Regions from separate parts of the Homo sapiens genome. Here region 1 is linked to region 2. A link is a contact called in ENCODE POLR2A ChIA-PET data. All regions are on one chromosome and are shown on one strand. The core of a region is the stretch at or near the end of the contact, and the rest is flanking DNA. Distances in the headings are between cores, read along the strand shown.

Evidence for each region. ChIA-PET counts read pairs that join two places held with the same protein, here RNA polymerase II (POLR2A).
Region 1: POLR2A ChIA-PET joins it to region 2 with 13 read pairs in activated CD4-positive, alpha-beta T cell. The contact joins the promoter of ASIC4 here to the promoter of TUBA4A in region 2. POLR2A ChIA-PET finds 5 or more read pairs at or near these places in 4 of 52 experiments (HEK293, PC-9, WTC11 and 1 more).

The regions. Positions count from the first base shown.
Region 1 is chr2:219,512,443-219,515,874 of GRCh38, reverse strand. It overlaps ASIC4 (acid sensing ion channel subunit family member 4), which reads right to left and starts at 1,393. Exons shown (of 10, transcript NM_018674.6): 1 at 569-1,393. The coding sequence starts at 1,150. All of the region lies in intron 1 of ASIC4-AS1 (ASIC4 antisense RNA 1), which reads left to right. RefSeq lists a silencer at 1,295-1,470 and an enhancer at 2,755-3,396.
Region 2 is chr2:219,252,302-219,255,806 of GRCh38, reverse strand. It overlaps TUBA4A (tubulin alpha 4a), which reads left to right and starts at 1,889. Exons shown (of 4, transcript NM_006000.3): 1 at 1,889-1,951. The coding sequence starts at 1,949. TUBA4B (tubulin alpha 4b) reads right to left here and starts at 2,564. Exons shown (of 4, transcript NM_001355221.1): 1 at 2,388-2,564. The coding sequence starts at 2,399. RefSeq lists enhancers at 837-906, 2,337-2,396, 2,427-2,506 and a silencer at 1,557-1,926.

The DNA.
Region 1 (3,432 bases), core at 144-2,643, 260 kb before region 2:
TGAGAGACACACAGAGATCCAGAAGAGACACTGGCACCCAGTGTCCTGAAGACCGGGTCTCTCCAGCCTGCCCACCAGGCCAGCTCCCCAGGAGGCCACCCGGGGTCCTTCCCTAGATGGAGCCCCCCAAACCTCCCCTCCCTATCTCCTTCGTTTGGTGGGAAGAATCCAGTAGCCTCAGAAGAAAAAGGGAGCAAGAGAAAAGTGAGAGTCAGTTGGTCTGGCCTTGGGATGGTGCGTGCGTTCCCTGCAAGCCAGCCAGCTCCAGGACACCTGGGCCCATGCCTAGGAACCCCCACCCCAACTCCCAGACCTGGGCACTGCAGCAGCAGCAAAACCAAGAAGAGGAGCAGCAGGCGCCCCAGGGTAAGCCCCTATGAGCGGCCACTGCTCCATGGCTGGGAAGCCAGAGGGAGACGCCAGGCTTGGGGAAACACGAGGCCAGCCTCTGGTGGTGGAATGAAGGGAAGCCCTGTTGAGGATGCCCCTGTACACCACTGCCACCACTCCTCCCCACTCCCCAGCCTCCGGCCATCCAAGGCCAGGCAGCCCAGCTGGCAGAACTCACCACAGAGAAGTTGCTGGCGGAGCAGTGATGCCCACTGAAGTTGCAGCTCTTAAGCATGTCGGCGAGCTGGTGGCCAGTGCGGTTGAGGATGTCTACCATGTCAGGCTCTGGGTAGCGCAGGCCAGCCGCACGGTGCCCATCCCGGTCTTTGGGGGGCAGCCCTGTCAGATTGGCCAGGTGGAAGATGTCGGCATCGCTGAGTGCCGAATGCCGGAAGCGGTTGATATTGCAGAGGGTGACAGCCGGGAAGCCCGCCACTGGGGCTGGGGCAGCGGGGTCCATTGCCACCAGGTGAGGCCGGGTCAGGTAGCCCCGGGCCAGGCCAGCCGCCTGGTACAGGAAGGCAGCCAGCGAGGTGAGTAGGGCCAGTGCCCACAGGGTTCTGCGCAGTCCGTGGGGGCCTGGGCCACAGGCCCGGCCCAGTCCATGCAGGGTGCTGGTGCTGGCAAAGGTGGCCAGGTCTCGGGGGGCTGCTCCAGGGGCAACAGCCCCGAGGAGGCTCTGCTCATCCCCTGCCTCCTTCTCCTTGGGTTTCGCATCCTCCTCAGCAAATTTGATTTTGCACACAATCTCGATCGGCATCTGTCCCCGGCTGCTGGGACTGGCCAGAGCCTCCCTGCCCTGTCCCTCCCTAGCCAGCAGCCCTGGTGCCCTCCCGAGTGGCAGTGGTGGCAGCGGCTGCTCTTCTAAACTCAGGGCAAGCGGGAAGAGGACAGGGACAGGGTGGGGGCCCGAGGTGGGGGAGTCACTCCCACTCCCAGCAGCTCCGCAGCCCTGGTGCTGCCTCTGCCGCTGCTGCCTCTGCTGCCGCTTGTCTCTCTCCTCGATCGTCTCCTTGTGGCTTCCCTTATCAGCACCAGCACAGCTGTCAGCCCCTGCGTGTGTCCCTGCGAGCGAGCGAGTGAGCGAGGGAGCGAGCGCTGCTCCGCCACGCCGCGCAGCCCCAGCCGCTCCGCTCAGCATGTGCTCCGGAGCCCTCCCCACGCTTAATAATTCAGGACATGTCAACAGCGTTTCACCGGCAGCACGGGCGTCAGGAGCCAGGCCAGGGGAGGGGGCAGTCCCCAGCCCAGGACAGAGATCCCAAGACTGGGGCTATCCCCCAAACTCCTGCTGCACCCTAGCCGCTCACTGGGTCCCCAGATCTCCCCACTTCCTGGCCACCCAGGGAAGGGTGCCGTGCCCAGGGTCCTCAGCTCATTCTTTGCCACTTTCCTGGCCCACACCCCATGAAGGGTCAGCCAACTCTATCCCCCCACCTCCTGGCCTCTGAGACTCCTGACTCCAGCACCCAGCCACCACCTGATCCCACTACCCGACTCACAGCAGCTTCCAGAAACTCCTTGAGAGAGCCACTTGTTTGAATGACGGAGGGAGGGGGGCAGAGGAGGGCAGGCTAGACAGACCAGGGGACAACTGTGACTTCAAGATTCTCAGCTTCCCTGGAGCTTTGCTCCAGACTTCAACACCCACCATGCCCCTGCCCCCTCTGGGAGGCTGGCTGCCCTCACCCTCATTTTGCCCCCAACCCCAATCTCAGTCATTCATATGTCTGGGACAGACAGCACCCTGGCCAGCTTGCATATCTGTGGCCACTTTGCTTCCCCAAATGTTCCCCAAATCCCTTGCCACAACCAGGCTTCGGGGGAGGGCTGTTGGGTAAGCAAGCCAGGGAGCAAAGGGGAGGTGTGCTTCCGGGGTGCTCTATATGTAGGGGGACAGGGCATGCAATGGAGGGAGAGGAAGAGCCCCAGTGGGGGCGTGGAAGGGAGCAGGAAGATGTGCTGGGCGTCAATGGGAGCGAATGCTCTCCTAAAGAAAGGGGTTTGAGGGGTGCCTGGCAGAGTGGGGCAGGAGAGCCCTAAGGGGTCTGCTGTGTTCTCGTGGAGGGGAACAGGCATGTGGGCCATCATCATAGGTGGGGGTGGGAGCCTCAGTTGACTGGCCAGGAGGGGATGCATCCATGCCCCCAGGGTGGGGGTGGCAAGAATCAGTGCTTGTGCTCTGGGGCCCCATCCGACAGCATGTGCCCTCACGGGGGAGGAAGCCCTTGTCCCCGGGAGGAAAGGGGGGCTGATTAATCGGGGCGCTAATGAGCAGCAGGGAGAGGAAGCGTGGACGGGCGGGGGGAGGTGGCTCCATCGATCCAAGCCGCAGAACCAGCAGCTGAGAAAAAAAGTGAGAAAGGAATCGATCTGAGGGAAACGGCAGCTGCTGGGGATTAGAGCCCGAGGTCCACCCGCTGCCCAACGGCCACCCCGCCCCCTGCGTCAGGCCTGGCCCCGCAGCCTCTGCCTGGCCCCAGGGGAGGGGCCTAGGGATGGCTCCCTTAGCAGCTGGAAGCCACTTTGCCCACCCTGGCTGCAAGGCCAGGTCAGGCCCCATCAGGGTCACCCCAGCATGGAGCCTGCCCACACACCCAGCCCTGACCATGCGTGGTGCCCTGCTTAGGTTGTCCCTAGCCTTTAGGCAAAGTGGCTTCCCCAGGGACCCCACAGCTGGGCTTCCCCACAAGCCTCCAATGAGTCTGGGTCAGCTGGTTCCCCAAGCTGGGAAGATAAGACCCCTGGGGCAGGGTGATGCATCTGGCTGGGACATAGTGTCCCAGAAGGGAAAGTGGGATTGGCATTGGACAAAGCCGCTGAGTTAGCACTGAAAGTGGCCAAGTGACCACAGACAGCCCCCTCTCTCTGTCCCATGCCCAGGCAGCCGCCTCCTATGCTCTCCCCTCCCTGGTAGACTTCCAAACCTTTCCAGAACTCCCCCCACTGTTCCTCCCCATCCTTCTCTCTCTTCTCCTTTCTCCTAATATTGATTTTTCTTTACTGTTTTTTTTAAAAGGTGATTTAATTGCTTTTTAAGGT
Region 2 (3,505 bases), core at 640-3,139:
GGGGAGGGAGGGGTGAATCCTTTCCAAGTGATGTAGAGCCAGGAAGACAGGTTTCTTAAGATCTGCAAACCAGCAGCACCTGGGGCACTGCCAGATGACTTTCCCCAGTGAAGGGAGACAATTAGAAAATGCAAGGCAGGCTGGGGTGGTTGCTCAGGCCTGTAATCCCAGCACTTTGGGAGGTTGAGGCGGGTGGATCGCTTGAGCTCAGGAGTTCAAGACAAATCTGGACAATATGGCGAGACCTTGTCTCTACTAAAAATACAAAAAATAAGGCCGGGTGTGGGGGCTCACACCTGTAATCCCAGCACTTTGGGAGGCTGAAGCAGGTGGATCATCTAAGGTCAGGAGTTGGAGACCAGCCTGACCAACATGGTGAAACCCCGTCTCTACTAAAAATACAAAAATCATCCAGGCATCCATGCCTGTAATCCCAGCTACTCCAGAGGCTGAGGCAGGAGAATCGCTAGAACCCGCGAGGCAGGTGTTGAGGTGAGCCGAAATCGTGCCATTGCACTCCAGCCTGGGCAACAAGAGCGAAACTCCATCTCAAAAATAGATAAATAAATAAAATAAGCTGGGCATGGTGTTGGTGCACGCCTGTGGTCTCAGCTACTGAGGAGGCTGAGGTGGAAGGATGAGGTAGAAGGATGGCCTTGAGCCGGGAGATGGAGGTTGCAATGAGCTGAGATTGCACCACTGCACTCTAGCCTGGGTGACACAGCAAGACACTGACTCAAAAGAGAGAGAGAGAGAGAGAAAGAGAAAGCAGAAGTAGCTTGAAAAGATGGGGTGGAGAGAACGGAATGAAATGTAGAAAGAAGGGCTTCTGCGGAGACCAGGGGCTGAGTGCTGAGACCATTAAGGTGCGGGTTGCAGATCCTGCTCTTGGGTTAGAGACAGAAGAGACCAAGAGTCAGAATCATCCAAGATATGAGAATCTCGATTTTCTTCTTTTCTCTTCAGAGGCAACAGACATTTTGATAGCTTACAACAATGTTTCCACTATGACATCACTGTCTCCTTTTCACCCACGAAAATGTCAAGGACTCAGTGAGGTTAAGTCACTTGCTCAAGGTCACACAGGGTAGCCTGGAGGAGAATCCAGGTCCTGAGGTCCCCCGGTCAGCGCTCCCGCAGTTCTGGCAGCAGGGGAGTGGGCAGGTGCCCTCAGCGAGGGCATCATAGTGACTGCGCTGATGACAGCGCCACTGACCCGCGGGCGGCCGGCGAGCCGCGGCAGATTCCGGGGTCGGCCCCGGCAGACAGGCTGCGGGGCTCGACTCTGCGGGAGCGCCTAAGGCATTGGCAATCTGGGGCTCAGGCTGTGCAGTTCTGGGTCCTCGGCCGCCCACAGGCGTCGGCGAAAGGCTGCCGCCCCGGCCGGGGACCAGGAAGCGTCAGGCAGCTGGCAAGGGCTCCCCGGGGACGCGCCACAGCCTCACAGCCGGCCCGAGTCTCCTGGGAGGCAGGGCTGGAAGGGCAGGGGTGAAGGCCAGCTGTGGCCGCTTGGGAAGGACCGCCTCGCCTGCTCCCGACCTAAGTCAGAACACCTGGATGACCGGTGCCTCCAGGACGCAGGTGCAGGTGAGACTCGCCCTGCCACAGCACCCTGCATCTCCGCGGAGGCCCTCGGGAGCCCAGCGTGTCTGCTCAAAACGAGGAAAGAATGGTTAAAGCCCGAATCGCGACTCTTAATCCCAGCGGGACAGGTGAGGGACCCCCGCGCAGCTTGGGGAGGGTACCAGGCCAGGCTCCGCCCCTCGGGGGGGCCGCTTACCCTCCCGGGAGGCGTGGCCTGCGGGCCGCCCAGCCTCTAGTGGGCGAGCGGGGAACGCGGGCCCCGCCCCCCCCCCGCCTATAAGGGCGGTGCGGCACTGCAGCTAGCGCAGTTCTCACTGAGACCTGTCACCCCGACTCAACGTGAGACGCACCGCCCGGACTCACCATGGTGAGTGCGGCCCGGCCGGGGTCGCGCCTGTCCCCTAATTGCCCCTCTCCTTTGGGGGACACTTCTTCCAGGCATGCTCGGGGACCTCCACCGGGCGTTCCGGGTCTCCAGGAGGTGCGAGGGTTTTGCATCCTCCCTCCCCAACCCCCTCCTGGTGACTTTGGCCGAGCCGTATAGTTCACCTTCGGTGGCTGGGGTTGGGGCTTGGGGTGGAGTGCGACTCTTCAGTAACAGAGAGGAACCCTTCCTGGCACTCTGCTCCTGCCTTACGAGCATTTGTGTCCCGACTCTGTATGAGAGTCACGCGGGCCCGCGCCCCGTCCTTTCCGCGGGCAAAAGAAGACGGGTTTGGCTGCCCTCTTACATCCCCAGTCCCTGGTCCTCAGCACTGACCGAGCACGTGCTTGGCGCTAGAAGGTGGAAGGGGTCAGGTTACCTGGTGCCGCATCCCCCTTTCCTCTGTGTATGCATTCCAACTATCCACAGAACCACCCCCCCCCCGTGACTCAGCACCCCGCGTCTGAGCTGAGAGGGTTGGTGGGAACGGGGTTCGGCCTCCTGAAGCGAGCTGGCCCTCTCCAGCCGAAGCCCGGGTGCGCGGATGGGCAGAGACAGCTGGCGCTGAGCACTGCGCGGGCCGAGGCCAGGTTGGGGGGAGGGGAGAGAGGTGCATGTAGGGGGTGGTATTTATAGCCCAGGAGCGGGGGCCGAAACCCAATCCCCGCTTTGGGCTGGGAAATAACTGTAAAGACTCCAGAGGGAGAGCGGATGTAGGGCTGGGCTGCAGGATGGCGCCCATCCTGCCCGGGACAAGGCGGGTCACCTCTGGGGCCTCACCGCAGGTTCCACTTCCTTTCTGGGTATTTGGAAACCGTCACCCCGCCATTTCGGTGTGGGAAGAGCGCGCGGGCCCTGCCGGACTTTAGTGCTTTAGGGGTTAATTTCGGGCTGACAGGGACGGAGCCTAAGGCAGTGAGCGCCCCAGTACCCTCAAACCTTATTGCTGGCCCCTGCTGTCTGAGCTTACAAGCATTACCGCCGCTATTTCCGTGCGGGCTGACACGGGAGATGAAAGTGGTGAAGACACCCAGGGTGCGGGGGTGGAGGTGGGGAGAGGAGCCAGATGGGATTGATCCCCAGAGCCAGATGGGATTTAAAGGTGAGGGAGGAGGGCATCCTGATGGCGTGTGGTCAGTTGATGCCAGATTGGATGGCTGAGACACCTCTGCAGCTTACAGGAAAGAAAGAGGGAAAGGGTTCTATGAATTCTAGCTGTTCATACTCAAAGCAAATAATTAATCAAGTGGGGGGGGGGCCTCTAGCTGTAAACCCATACCTCTAGGAAACCTTTTGTCATGTGGAGCCACAGTGCTCACTTGACAGATTCCCCACTGAGAAGTGGGCTAAGAGGTTGGCCTGCATTGCTGGGTGCCTCCAGGTGGGGAGTCCTGTACCTGGGAGCCCGGGCAGGCTGCTACTCTCTTCTCACCTCTGCCCAGCCCCAACCCTCCACTCTTGCCAACTGAGTCATCCTAGCTGGTAGATGATAGGGTG